Linked DNA regions of Homo sapiens: regions 2 and 3 are each linked to region 1. The links are chromatin loops, found by intact Hi-C in ENCODE. Cell type or tissue: dorsolateral prefrontal cortex. All regions are shown on one strand.

Evidence for each region. A loop is a pair of places that touch in the nucleus more often than their neighbours do. Peaks named below come from ENCODE experiments on the same cell type or tissue, not always from the same donor. Only the 100,000 strongest peaks of a DNase experiment are listed, where the experiment ranks them.
Region 2: it touches region 1 in a loop (3-fold over the local background); 3 of 110 quality-filtered maps call a loop at or near these places.
Region 3: a loop joins it to region 1, with 2.4 times the contacts of the local background. A loop is called at or near these places in 11 of 110 quality-filtered maps.

What each region holds. Positions count from the first base shown.
Region 1 is chr1:210,237,661-210,242,660 of GRCh38, reverse strand. It overlaps SERTAD4 (SERTA domain containing 4), which reads right to left. Exons shown (of 4, transcript NM_019605.5): 2 at 4,526-4,717; 3 at 3,053-3,168; 4 at 1-1,103. The coding sequence starts at 4,700. The coding sequence ends at 324. Among named protein-coding and RNA genes, the nearest start is that of SERTAD4-AS1, 6.3 kb to the right of the region's middle. RefSeq lists an enhancer at 4,005-4,515. In dorsolateral prefrontal cortex, a CTCF peak has its summit at 2,701; a DNase peak (open chromatin) is centred at 2,670; H3K4me3 peaks cover 804 bases; H3K27ac peaks cover 1,940 bases.
Region 2 is chr1:209,873,580-209,878,579 of GRCh38, reverse strand. No RefSeq gene overlaps it. Among named protein-coding and RNA genes, the nearest start is that of UTP25, 48 kb to the right of the region's middle. RefSeq lists an enhancer at 2,524-3,025. In dorsolateral prefrontal cortex, CTCF peaks have their summits at 2,660 and 2,863 (motif pointing left); a DNase peak (open chromatin) is centred at 2,799; H3K27ac peaks cover 5,000 bases.
Region 3 is chr1:210,141,172-210,146,171 of GRCh38, reverse strand. All of the region lies in intron 6 of SYT14 (synaptotagmin 14), which reads right to left. Among named protein-coding and RNA genes, the nearest start is that of SERTAD4, 89 kb to the left of the region's middle. In dorsolateral prefrontal cortex, a CTCF peak has its summit at 2,494 (motif pointing left); a DNase peak (open chromatin) is centred at 2,501.

The DNA.
Region 1 (5,000 bases):
CTCCTTGGGGGGCAATGGAAATATTGCAAGGGCACATTGTCCCCCAATCTCATCTACTGATCTTTTCCGTAAGAAAACTATGATATACTTTTAAGCATTAAGTCAATCGTTTCCTTGGTAAAAATCACCACATTTATAAGAAGCTCGCTGATGCCTGCTATACAGATGTTTTACGCAATCTGCTCTCCAGGCATTAAAACGACATGGCATGTTCATGGCATAATTTTATCTGTTGTACAAAACTACAAAATCCATTCAAAATAAAATTTACGAGAGCTAACTGATCATGCTGTGCATGCTTCAAAGTTCGGTGAGAAGATGGCTCATATTTTACTTCCTTTGCTGCAGCACAGTTTGTTACTTGGTGGTGAAGCCTCCTTTTTCCGTAAGGACTTTTTCCAAGATTCATTTACATTGTTTCTTTCATTATATCCGGTCTCAAAATAATCATAAAATTGGCCTTTGCACTCAAAAGCAAGGTCATTTCCCACAGGTTCGTGGCTGAGGGGGCCACCATCTCTGTTGGTGTCATCATTTGCTTTCTCATCATTTAATTTGGCCTTTTCCTGAACACCAAGTGATCTGACATTAGTGACAAAGATTTCATTGGCAGGTATCTGGCCATCACTCTTGTAAATAGATGCACTACCTACATCAAAATCCACCTGGCGGGAACAACTCGGTAAAGGCAAAGGGGGAGAGGAAGAGGAAGATGAGGAGGAAGAAGAGGCGGAGGGAGAGGAGGCAGCAGTGGAGGCACTTCCAACATTAGCATTGACAGAAAGGGGTAAATTTAGGTAGTGGCCACCACATTCTTGGTAAAAGCAGCAGGCATGAAACTTTTCACATTCCTCTTTGGCCATCCGTGGTCGTTTTCGGTAAGGGCAGTCTTGAGCCATAAACCACTCTTGGGCAGAGGTGCCATTGAAAGAGCAGGCAGGGAAGCACCAGTTATTCTGCATGATAATTTCTCCATGGATCCTTTTCATCAAATTGTTTATAAGGACAGATCTTCGGAGGTACACTTCAGGATCATCGATAAACTTTAGCTTTTCTAAGGACATATAAAGGATGTGGGCTCGTTCCTCAAAAATTGAGATGGTCTACAAACCAAAAAAAAAAAAAAGAAAAAAACAAACAGAAAAAGGAAGAGAGAAAGCTTAGAAAATGGACTATATGAAAACATCATCATAGCATACTTCTTTCTTGGCACTGTCTGGGTCTGGGCATGTTGTGGTCTTGTTCCGCAGGGTTAATTTAGAGAGGCTGTCCCCCATTCTGCTGATATTCCCTTTCCTCACTTGGCTGGAGCACCCACCCACTTCCTGACTCACTGGTGTGGTCAAGCACTAGGGAATCGAGCCACAGTGCAGGCCCCAGGAGGGACAGTTCAGGTGGTTTGATCTATTATGGCCCAATAAGGAAGATGCTGAAACACAAAACTAATCTAAGCTATTAGAAGTCAGGAGAGGAGGTACTTTCAGAGTTGGGGTGAGCGGGGCGAGGGGTAGTGTTAGAAGCCGGCAGAAGGAAGATTCTGGTTGCTAGTTATGTTTTGGTTCTCGACCTGGATGTTAGTTACATGACCTCATGAAATTCATCAAGCTGTACTGTGATACCTGTACTTTTTTATGTGTGTCTATACAAATACACACACACAGACACATAACTCATATATTGTACATCAATACATGTTTTTAAAATGATGCCAAAATGCAAGTCATAATGAATATACTTCAAACCCTGGTCTAGCCAAGAAGGAGCATGAGATTTGGCTTTTAATGCTGTCCCTCTTTTAATCCTTTGGGTTTCATACTTGCAATTATCCTTGCTTGATAAGAGGACACACTAATGAATGAGGCTCAGACCCTGACAGAATGTGTCAGTTGAAGGACCAAAGTAGGCTTCCTTGTGGAGCTGAGTGGGAGACGAGATGCCGAGAGGAAATGAGAGGGCTCACTCCTGAGCTGTGTGACACTGTCACTATGCGATGGTTGGTGCAAATCCAGTAGCAACTGGGAAACTGCTACAACCACAACACAGAAACTAAAAAGGAAATAAACTGCTTGTGTCCTGGGGACCAGTTATTCCAGGCCATCAAAAAAGCAAACTGGCACCATAACCTGAGGAGCTGTGAACTAAACCAGCCCATACTGACCAAAGGCAGGGACTACACATGCAGGGAAAAGCCCAGTACCTACCAATGCATTCTGCTGTCTTTTCATGAGCAAGGTAAAAGCAACATCTAAAGGATGAGGTGGCAGAGGGGGAAGGCAAGAGGAGACAGAGAGGAAGAAGAATTGAAAATCCTCTCTGCATTTCAGACAACTATGGTCTGTGCTTATACCTGCCTTGATTAAATCAGCAGATAGTTATTGAAGGAAGGTAACTCTAAAGAAAAATGAACTGATATTTCAAAAGCTTAGATGCCCAGATTCATAATTCTATGCAATTTCCCCATCTTGTTTTTTTTTTTAACTATACCTACAAAAAAGTTAGCTTTGGTCTTTTCCTGGAAATGAAGTCCATGTTTCAACAAACTTATATGTAACCCATGTCCAGTGAAGTGCATATTTCTACTTGTATACACACATTCAAGGATGATGAGTCTACCCATAAGAGGTCAGGAAAAGCCCTGTGTAACCACCCCCATGTGGACACACAGGGAAGTAGCATTGGCTGCAGGAGCCAGAACTCAGACTGGGGAGAACATGACAGGAAAGAACGAGCGCATTCCCCACACACAAAAGTGTGGAAGAACCATAACCCAAAACACAGTCTGAGAAATATTAAATCATACGTTAAAAAAAATTCCTTGGATTACATAATTTTGACATTTCTGGGTAGAATAGCTCTTGCCAGCTTTTTCTTCAAGTACTTGTGAAAAATAACACAGGACCCAAAAAAGCGACAACGATTAATGAGGCTCCACTGAGAAGTGGCTCATTTTCATTGCTTGGGTGAAACAATTTAATTCCTGGAAGTGGATCAAGCAACTGTTACTAAGTATCTTAAACTCTTAATAAAAATAATGACTATTAAAAAAACATACTTTATGGCTACAGCTGCTGAGTGGTGGGTGAAAATCCTCTTCTTCCACATACTTCCTCTTAAAGTATGTGATCTTGGATGTTGTTATAGGATTTGAAATTCCCCTGTAATGTGATCCTGTGGTAATAAATCAGATATGACAAATGACATGCGGTTTGCCAGAGGTTCTCCAAACAAAATACTTTCGTTTCCTTTCCTTCTAGAGGATAACTTGGCTACATATTTGTCTGTACATGTGGTGATTAAAAATAAACATTTGTCTTAATAGTTGCTATCATATGGAATCCTGTGACCCAGGCTAGGAAAAGATTTCTAGGCAATTATAGAGGAAAATCACATATTTTAGCATTTAATAAATATGCAGAATCTTAATTCTATGCAAAAGGAAACTGCAACATTCATAAAGGGGAGGAGTGTAATTTCTCTAAAATATATTAGTATTTATTTAAATTGTTTAATTAAATTCATGACAACATAGCACCACTGTTAAAGATGTATACATCTTTAACTGTAACCACTGATAACCAAACAACTTTGAAATCTTATTGGCTTTAGGTTAGTGAACAAATGGTTATCTGCACATTGGGATTATAGCATTCCTTTTTTTCAAAATACAAAATTCAAATTTTTAAAATTTGAGTTAAAATTTTGGGTAACTAATGTCCTTTTCACTCTCCAAAATGTAGTATGCCAACCATGAAGACCACAGTTTTTAATCTTTTTTAGCAAAACAGACTTCATTGAGTACTTGTTTTATATTTTAGTTTCTTTTAAAAATAGCTAATACTGCAAAAAAATCCAAAGGAACTTAAACTATAAGAAGAAAGAATCAGGAAGAACATACTTCTATTTTCTTGGCTTTAAATTTTTTTCCTACAATCCTAAAACCAATTGTGTGCTTTACCCATTTATGCCATAGGTTGCAAATTTTTTTGTGTTTGAAAAGTCAGACCTTGGTGATGACCTTGAGCAGTAGGATATAAATAACTTCCACAAGCTTAGCGTTCCAATAATGGAACACTGGGCATAAATGGGTTAACAAAGAAAAGAAGCTCATAGCTGCTGGCCCAAAGTGCAGATTCCTTTATATCTCATGGGATAAAGGTGTCATTGTTGAGCCCACCAGAGCTTTCATAGTTGTGAGAGAACCATACAGTTCCACAGGGTAGAAAACCAAAACCCAAACTCAGAGTTTCAATATCTGGTTTGGCCCTCTTAAAAATACAGACACATGACTTATATTCAAAAAGCAGCATGGGTAGACACAGGTTTGAATGCAATTTAAATATCACCTCTGGTCCTCTCTCTGGAGCTCTGGACTCACTTATGAGAGGCGCACAGGCAGCCCGGGAAGTCCCTGGAGCTTTAGCTCTCCTGGCTCAGAGGGGCACCCCAGACACCACCTCCTGTCCACCAGGCTGGCTGCAAAGGGCAGCGAGGGGTGGGGGGGATGGGCGCAGGTCAAGGGCAATACCTGCCAGTGGGGGACCAGCTCCCCGGTCTCCCTGCAAAGGAGCTTGTGCTGGCCCTGGGGGGCTTGGGCCTCCGTAGCTGTCAGCCTCCCATAGTGTTTGGTACCCAGCAATTTCAGCAGCTCCTTCCGAGACAATGGGCTCGCAGAATCTATTCATGGACAGAACCAGAGTCATCTCTGACAGCCTCAGATCTGAAAAGAAAAAAAAAAAAAACAAGAATGAAGAAAACAGCCCTAATCAAGAGCAAGCCAAGGGACGGCCTTGGCATCTTCATTTCTTTGCTTTGGGAAACTTTTACTTCTCGGCCCTCCCCTTTACCCTGAAACATTTTATTATTTTTTCAAAGAAAACCTCAGCAAACTCTCTAGCTGCTATTAGCTCAGCCTCTGTGTTCAGCAATCTGCATTTCATGGGCGGATCTTTAAAACCCCATTTCTTATTGTTCTCAGATTCCCTTCAGCCCTCTTCTAGACA
Region 2 (5,000 bases), 360 kb after region 1:
AACTGGAGAAATTAAAATCACAATCCCTCCAAATTCTCTCACTCAGCCTTGGTTCAAATTAAAACTATAGGTCACAGAGGTGTTTGACAAGCCTTGGGTAAAAAGAATATCTATATTTTTTTTATTGATTTCATTTTATTTTTTATTTACTTGTTTAATTAATTAATTAATTAATTTTTTTTTCGAGATGGAGTCTCGCTCTGTTGCCCAAGCTGGAGTGCAGTGGTGCGATCTCAGCTCACTGTAACCTCCACCTCCCGGGTTCAAGCAATCCTCCCACCTCAGCCTCCCGAGTAGCTGGGATTACAGGCACCTGCCATCATGCCTGGCTAATTTTTATATTTTTGTAGAGACCGGGTTTCAACATTTGGCCAGGCTGGTCTTGAACTCTTGAACTCAGGTGATCTACCCACCTCGGCCTCCCAAAGTGCTAGGATTACAGGCGTGAGCCACTGTGTCCGGCCTGATTTCGTTTTAAAACAAGAATCTCTATCTTAATGAACAGTGTTCTTATCCTCTTCCAAGGGCTTTCCCTGAGGCTGCCAACCTCCAAAAATTGTTTTATAGTTCCAAATTTCCTACTTCTCCTTCCCCAATCAGAATCTTTATTCTTACAAGGCAAGCTGTTTAACTAGGTATGAGAGGGAAAGCAATCTTATTAAATTAAATCATACTAATGTGTGAATGACTAAGTGAGACTCCTCAAGAAGTTTTTGACTTTTTATAAGAGAATATTTACTAACCCTAAATAGTATCTAGATTTTCAGCCTTCACTATAAATTGGGGGGAAAAGGCAATATAGGAAAGATTTCTACTAAGTTATAAGCATGAGTTCCTTAAGAACAGAGACCATCTCATTTTGGGAGTACTGAGTTACCTAGTACAATCAATTGAGTACCTAATCAATATTTATTGAATTGAAAAGAATGTGGAAACACAGAGTGGATAGGAGAAGGGAGAGGGTAGGAAAGCAAGGGTACTGAGGGGAAAGAAAAGACAGGAAGGAAAAAGAGAAGAAAGGAAGGAGGAAGGAAGGAGGCAGGAAGGAAATCCAAGAGAGGGAAAGAGAACTAAACACAACCCAAATTATGGTACAGTTCCTGGTTTCTTTTGCAGTGAGAGCCCTCAGAAAAACTGTAGCAAAAAAGAATTTATTTGCAGTAGAAAAAAAAATTTTTTTAACTGCTGCTGTTTCAGAGTGCCAACAACAGAATAGAGCCAAGAGATGCTGAGCCCTAAGGAAAGATATTGATCAAAGCCATAAATTTCTGTTTTTCTAGCACAATAGCAATGACTCATGACGGTTGACTGGCCACCGTCAGTGAGCCTCCCTGAGGGCCCCTTGTACCCAGCAGAATGGATCCACTGGGTCCATGATCATCTAACAGTCACAGGAACTCAGGGACTAACCCTGTTAGGGTTATGAAAATGGATCTCTGTAGATTCAATATAATTAGAGAGTGCATTCATCCATAGAAGTCCACAGTGGAATTTTCCACAGAAGCCAAACTAAAGTGGAAACTTGACAAAGAAGTGGAGGTCAGAAGGCAAGAGCCAGGACCACCAGTTTTCCTTGGGGTTTCAGGAAATAAGGGAAGAAATCTTTCTGAGCTGCTAAAGAAGAAAAGTGAAGCAGCAGACTGGCTACAGGGAACCAAGAAGACCAAATGTTCTTTAGAAGCTAGAGAGAAACGGGCTCAGGGGCTCTGAGCAACAGAATCCTCAAACAAGATCAGCCCAAGAACCAAAGGGATTGGGACCATTTTTGCCAAGATATCTATCAGGGAATATAATCTGTGCACTATGTGATTGGCCTGCTCTAGATGGAAATATCAGAGGTCCTGCTCAGTTCACAGCCAATAAGATCATATGCATTTAAGTGCTTGCTTCCATCTGTACCAACAGTGAAATCATGGTGCCTGGATTTAGAGCCAAACGCAGTCCGGACCCTCCCACTCAGGGTTTTATGACCTTGGTTAAGCTACTTAATCACTGTAATCCTCCATTTCCTCATCTGTAAAGTGGAGGAAAAAACTTTTGCTACCATTTAATAAGTATTTCCTATTGCCAGACACTATGCACTCTACAAATATTACCTTCTTTACTCTTTACCACCATCCCAAGAGGTAGGTATTATGACTGTCTTGACAGATGAGGAAAATGAGGCTTAGAGAGATTACCATGCATGTTCAAGGTGTCACAGCTGGTAAGTATTAGGATTGGAACTGACACTTGGTCTAACTTCAACGTCCACAGCCTCAGACTGTGCAGCACTGCCTATCCAGCTGCCCTAAAACCACAGAGTTGAATGCAGATGGCAATTTTCCATGCTTCGGTTCAAATACAGCTGAAGAAGCACCCTCTTCCTCTATCACAGTGGGATCTACAAAAGGGAAGTCCTCCCCTGTTTATTTTTCAGCGAACAAAAGACACAGCGCCTTTTTCTGGGTATTTGTTTTATCTTGTTGGCATCCTAAACCTACAGACTAGAAAACATCATTCTCAGCCCCTCAGGTCTCCAGTGAGCAAAACTATTATAAGGAACTGCCATTTGTCAGCTTTCCTCGGTACCCTCGACAGGGCAAGGGCATTGCCAAAATATGGTCCCTATTTCTGCAGGCTGTCAGCGGCTGCAACCTTGGAATTCAACCTCTCCAGCTTATTAACACAACAAATTACCCACCACGAGAACTGCGGAGTGCATTCGCTTGGAAAATGGTCTCTTTTTAATGAAGTGATTTAATTAGGAGCAATTTTCCCATCAGCTCACTTGTCAGAGCATGGCTGAGGCAGCCATTGAGATGAGCGTTTGGCCTGTGCCTTCCTGCTCCCTCCTTTCTGATGCCACCTTTTGGAGAAGGAGGAAAGTGAAACCACTTTAGGAAAACACAGTTCAAGCTGGGAAAGGAGACAGATCAGGCCTGAAGGCTGTTTTGTAAGGTCTTCAGAGAGTCCACCGTTTCAGGATGTGATTTGTCCATTTGTAGCGTGATTCTCCCAATGGGGATTTTTAAAGACTTGAGCATCTTGTGTGTCTCCCTTCCGCTCCTTGCCCTTAGCCTTGATCTCCTGCAGGCCTGGTGGTTAAGAAAACAAAATGAATTTCAAAGCATTACTTGCTGGAAATGTGTAACTCTGAAGGATGTTTGGGGAGGAGGACTAATGCATGGTTGAATCCAGTTGAGTCTGTGGTATCCACAGGCTGCAAAGTTTCTAAAATTGCATTAGAAATCTGATTTTTTTTTTTTTTTTTTTTTTTTTTTTTAATGAGACAGGGTCTTGCTTTGTCACCCAGGCTGGAGCGCTGTGGTGTGATCATGGCTCACTGCAGCCTTGACTTCTCAGGCTCAAGTGATCCTCTTGCCTCAGCCCCTCCCAAGTAGCTGGGACTACAGGTACACGCCACCATGCTCAACTAATTTTTGTATTTTGGGTAGAGACAGGGTATCACCATGTTGCCCAGGCTGGTCTTGAACTCCTAAGCTCAAGCAATCCGCCCGCTTCCCAAAGTGCTGGGATCATTGGTATGAGCCACTGTACCCAGACTGATTTTTTTTAAGCCAAATTTCCATCCTGGACCACTTGATTTTGACTTTTTGTTGCATTCCCATCATATTTTCAGCTCTCAGATATATAGTATTTGACATGTATGGATGCCTGTCTTTCTGTATCATACATGTGAGCCTTCCACCACACCTCCCAGATTTGGGAATAAGCAGGTAAGAGTCCCCTGATGCCAATGGAATTTTTTGTGTGTGAGTGCAATTTTTCTTAATTTTTCTAGAAAAAGGGGGATAAAGTTGAAGTTTAGGATCAGTGACTAAATGTTTTGCAAAAAGGTACATCAGTGTTGAGAAGATCAGAGAGCTCAATGAGTCTAGTGTGGAAAGAGTTCATGGAAACGGTGAGTTTTTGAATGCAGTCTGAAAATACTTGACAGATTTGTGGCTCCCTTTATGCATATTTAATCTTTTTTCCCTAAGAAAACCAAATAGTCACAAATTCTTTATACTCACTTACAAAAAGTGACAGTAGAAATGTAATCTTTCCAAGGGAAATATTTTTTCACTGTTGTATGAAAGCATCATTTGGTATATGGTTAGGATGGCATATAAGCAATTCTGTGATCCACAGCAGTGTTTACAGATGCTAGCTGAGACCTCGTAGTCAGTTTGTGGACCATGACCAGCACTATTAAAAAGGAAATAATCAAATAGAAAAGGACAGAATAAAAACCACCAGTTTTATCATTATAGGTGTAATCTTGTACACACACTGTGTACCAGCATAAAAGGTAGTTCTTACCAGTGGTTCATGGAGCTTGAAATGTGGCATCAGAAGATCTAGGTTCTAGTTTTGGTTCTTCCATTAACTAACTATGTGACCTTGGGCAAGTACTTAATTTCTCTTCTTTAAGCTTCTCTTTCATTATCTGTGCAATGAAGGCTGAGGTAACTATTTAAGCTTCTATTAGGTTATGAAATATAAGAAATATAAATATATTCCTGCAAAACTGTGCTACATCCCAAAGTCAACTAAATGTGAGTTGAGGGTGTTTTGAATTACCTGCATTGTTGCTTCTCCAGTGATATCTGGGTGGCTACTCAAGATTCAACAGAGATAAGCCCTTTGATCCATCTAGCCATATTGTCAAAGGACTTTATTGCAGTCTTTATGAAAAGGATATTTCAAGTCATAATGAATTTCAGAAATAAGTACGTCAAAGACAAAATCATGGCACAATAACTTGCTGTGGTCCATGCATCTCTACCACCAGCCCCTCATCTCCCTGAAAAAGGAAATATAACAAGAAATACAAAGCTTTGTGCAGCTGGGGATCGTGCCTTGTGAGAGTGAAAGCACGCCTCTCTCTGATGTTTCTCATTCAAATGGAATGTCATGTGCACCTTCCAGAACAAAAAGTTCTCTTCACATGTTCTGTATCATAACTACGCCTTACTTCTTTGTAGTTGAACAAAGGTCTGACTTTTATCACAGAT
Region 3 (5,000 bases), 96 kb after region 1:
GAGATGGGGTTTCACCATGTTGGCCAGGCTGGTCTTGAACTCCTGACCTCAGGTGACCTGCCCACCTCAGCCTCCCAAAGTGCTGGGATTACAGATGTGAGCCACCATGCCGGGCCATACTGTTTTTATCTTACTGAAGGAAACAGAATAGACTAGAAATAAAGTTGTTATTTAGAGACTCAGCAGTAGAAAAGTATATTCAATGTCTGTTCAGCACAAGCACTGTACTAGGGAATAGATGAACTGATTTCAAGGCAGACTATGATAAACTGCCTTTAGAGATTTTATGGGAGAAAATATGTGGATATGATTAACTCTGGTAACAGAAACAATATTCTGGAGATACCTGAAGTTGGTCCTAATAGTATTTCAGCAGGCATAGGGAAGGGCATTTCACACAAAGAAAGTATGAGCTAAGCCCCCAAAAGTGGGTATCACGTTTGGTAAATGTAAACTGGTCTGGAGTGGCATGTGTATATGGGGAGGGGGTGGAAAATGCAGATGGAAAGGAAGATTGAAGCCAAATTTTACTCATCCAGCACTATATGAATATTTCTATTAGAGACTTTCTGTCCTGTAACTGTTGCTTTGTCTGTCTTTCCCACTAGACTGTGAGTCCCTTCAGGGCAGAACTTTTGTTTTATTCATCTTTGTATGTCCTCAAATTAGTACAGTGCCTATCATTCAGCAGGCACTTAATAAATATTGCTGAATGAAAATAATAAATCATGAAAGACATGAAATGCGGTGGTAAGAAAAGTTGGACCTACTCTACAAGTAATGGAAGCAAGAGAGGCATTTTGAACTGGGGAGTAACATGCTCAGATATACATCTTCAAAAAATAAGGCCAAATATGCTGCATGACTGAGTGCTTGAGCAGGGATCACAACTTACTTAGCTGTGCTAGTGATAGATAAGTCTTTACTTGAGATAATACTTGCTTTGTGCACATTTTATATCCTGAGCAAAAAATTGCAATTTTTTACCCTGTAGCAAAACATAGACTTAAAAATGTTTTATTATAATCAATCTTACTGATCTAGACACGTTATAGTTGTAGTAATCATGTAAGATTTTTCTAACCTACAGACCTTTAGCGCATACTAAGAACTACACATTGTGCTTCAAAATTAATGTAGCTGACTTCCTTGATTTCTTACTAGTCTATCACATTTCTGAAAATTTCAAAAAGCTTCTTTCTCTGAGATATCTGAGTCACTGCTGACACATATTGGGTTGCTAAAGACTCCGTATCCCAGAAATGCTCTCACATTTACACCTGGGGGAAGTGTGAGCTTTTTAAATTGGTCACTCAGCATATAGAGTGTTAGAATCAGTTATTCCTACACAAGTTGATATATCCAATTATGTTATATGTTCCCTTTAATGAATTTGTTTTAAATGAGATGATTTGAATCTGTTTTTAATATAAATGTTTTTATTATTAGAAAACTAAATAGAAATAAATTAAATTATTAATATAACAGCCCCAAATGATTTCTAAGTGTCTTCCATGTTTTGGATTATAATTATCCATAGACTATTGGTTTTCCAACAGTGGTTAGTGAAATCTATTGAATTTCATTTTAAAAATATAATTTTAACTATTTAAAAATTAAAATAAGAACAATACGAGTATATAAATGAGTAATATAATAGAGGCAATATAGTGTACTCGTAAGGAAAGGAAACTTTGCAGTCAGATTTACGGGGGTCTGTTACAGGACCGTGACTTTAGTAAGGTATTTAGCATCTCCATACTTCAGTTATCTAAAAAAGGTGAAATAACTATGTCTACTTCCTTAATAGTTATATCACTTGTTAATATATTAGGGAACACATTGTATTGCAAATAAATTTAATGTATTATTATTTGTATCTTGGACTAAAGATTTACCTGTCATTTCTGTTTAATTGAGAATATTTGAAGTTTAAAGAGCAAGCTGTCAAAGTTATCATTTGTAACTCCTTATCTATATGAATCAGAGTTTTCTCTAAAATGTATAATTAAAACAAAAGAAATACATTGCACTGGATTTCAGAGCTGCAGCAAGATGAAAACGTATTAGCAGCAATTGCATAACTGTAGGTGCCTGTGCTTTGGAGTAAGACAGTTGAGTTTATGAATAAGCTCTAACTTTTTGCCATCTGCGTGACCTTGGACATGTTTTAAAAGTTCCTTGAGACTCAATTTCCTCATCTATAAAAATAATATAGTAACAGTACCCTCTAGAAAATTTTATTCTCAATTTTTTGTTCATCAAAACAACCCTATCATTTTCAGTATTAACAGATGTTACAAGTAAATATTATAAAATAAGATTTGTTAGTAAAATATCACTTTTCTCTGCCTTACTTTTTTGAGTTATAAATAATATTTCATTTGAAATAAAGGGTCTGAATGCTTGAAAAGCTTGAAAAGCCATGAACTACACTATCTTTATATCTTATTTCTGAATGGTCATTCAAATGACCACATTTTATACATTGTAAGACTGTGCTGCCCCCTGCCGACCCAGTTTCTCCAAAATATTTTGAGTCTTCACTTAAGTCAAAACTTACAGTATTACACTTAAGTAACTCTCTAGTAGTCTGGTGGACAGTAATAATATAGATGGTAAAATATTGAATATAGCGCTAAATAATATATGACATTTTTCAAGATATTAAAATATAAACAAACGGGAGCAAATGAATATAATATACTCCCAACTGTGTAATATTTAACAAATTTAGATATCCAATTCCAAGTAACTATTGTAATTGCTATTGTTTACAGTGCTGCTGACACATGGTGAAAAATTAGCAAAATATAGACATTTCTGGCTAAGATTAAATATTCAGTAATTATTTCCCTGATTCTTTCACCGAATTAATAGCAACTTGATCTTTATTTCCCTACATTAGAATGGCACTTGTTTTTTGGCTAGCTGCAATGTTTTAAAATTACACTTCTAATGCATTACCTTTTCCAACTTTTGGGCATCTTCTCTTTTTTAATCTCACATGACCAACCAGATATACACTGGTGATTTTTCCTCCGGATAGTATCTCAAAATAGGCTCTTCCTTACTACTAAAACTCCTCTAATAGAGTGTTATTATCTAATAGTGCAAAAAGTACTTGACAAATCAAAAGAGCTAGGAGTAGTTCTACCTGTTGCTAGCCCTAAGCCTGGGAAGTAATTGATCTACTGAAAGTCTCATTTTTCTCCGTTATAAAACAGAGATTCATGTTCATGTCCTCTCAAGTGATAAGATTACGTGAGCTAACACATAAGTGTTTTAAAAATAGATCACTATATTTCCATAATGCAATTTCATCTTAGTTATCTTTTCCCCATTCTGATGCTTCTTCTACACTATTATCTGTGTAGTCTGCCGTGAATGCAAACAGTGGGAAATGGGGGAGGAAGGGGTGCAGAGAGCAGGCACAGGAGAGGTCTCCTATGCTCAATCAGGTCATCCTCCATGTCAGCTCAATCTGTTACTTACTTTTAAATCTTTGAACTTTTGGCCTTGTATCTTTTTTCTGGTAACGTTCTTAGTTTTCCTTAACTGAATGGCCATTTTGGATCAGCTCATCACACTACAGTTCACCAATCTCCATGCCAGCATATGGACATCAGACACTGGTAAACTAGACTTCCATACACCTGGCTTTGGTGGGGACACACCTCTACTCAAACACCCTTACAGGCAGAATGGTGAAGTAAGGACCTCTGAAAGTCTGCTCCTCTATAAAAGCAACATGAACACTGGCAAACATTGTCAAAAAAAACTTTTTCAGAACTCTGAACTAACTAAAGGCCTGCAACACTCCAAGGAGTGTTTATTCAAGAAAAATGGCTCAATACTGTGAGAACTACCAAGGTTTGTGGCATTTTAAATATACCCTATTCCCATTACCCTCTCCCCAGTTCCCTGGTAGTGTTGAAAGCCAACACTTGCAACTGTGAAATCCAACAGCCTCATAGATGCTGGAGGGGGGAAGAATGGGTTTGGAGTGCCCAGGAGCCCCATCTTCAGAGAAATGACATTACTTCACTTGTCTCACAGTTCTGTGAAAAGTTCCATTCTCAGGCTTTGTTTTGATTTTACTTGACTCAGATTGATAAGAACTATATCCTTAGAACATCTGTTGGAAACAATCAGTGGCAAGTGTTTAACATGGCAGTCACCAAAGAAGCAGTACTGGCTCTGGCCAATGAAAAAATAAGAGCAAAATCTAGGGAATGAGATGTTAATAGGGATCTCTGAAAAGTTCTAAGGCATTTCTGGAAATCTAGCAGTCTACACACATGTGCAAAGCTATGTGCATGCCCAGAAAAAACTTGAGAAGGTCCTAGTCTCTTACCTCTAGCTGATCTTGCTGCTCTGTGCATGCAGAAAGTGAAAGTTAAGGCACAGTTGTAAACTGACTCTTGGAGCATTGAAAGCATGGCTCAATATACACAGAACCCCTCAGCAAAGACTTAATGAAATCTCTGTCCAGTTGTTAGCTGAGCTGACCACTAATGTTAACTGAGATGCACATGACAATAATATAGACTTTACAAAAACCAAGAAAGTCATCAAAGAGGAATGACAACAACAAACAGCAACAATAAACTATGGGGGCGACTAGTCTAGGAGAATGTCTTTGTCAAGGCATTCAGATTGGAAGTGAAGAATCAGAACTACCTCTATTCACAGATGACATGATCTCCTATGCAGTAAATCCTAAAATGCACATGAAGAAAATAACTACTAGAACTAATGAATATGCTCAGCAAAGCTTCAGGATTTGTGATCAATATATGAAAATCAATTTTATCTCTTTACACTAGCAATGAACAATTAGAAAACAAAAAATTAAGAAAACAATTCCATTCACAATAGCCTCAATATGAATAGAATACTTAGGAATGTATTTAACAAAACTGTAAAATTTGTATTACACGAAAGTTACAAGACACTTTTGAAAGAAATCAAAGAAGTCCTAAATAAATGAAAAGACA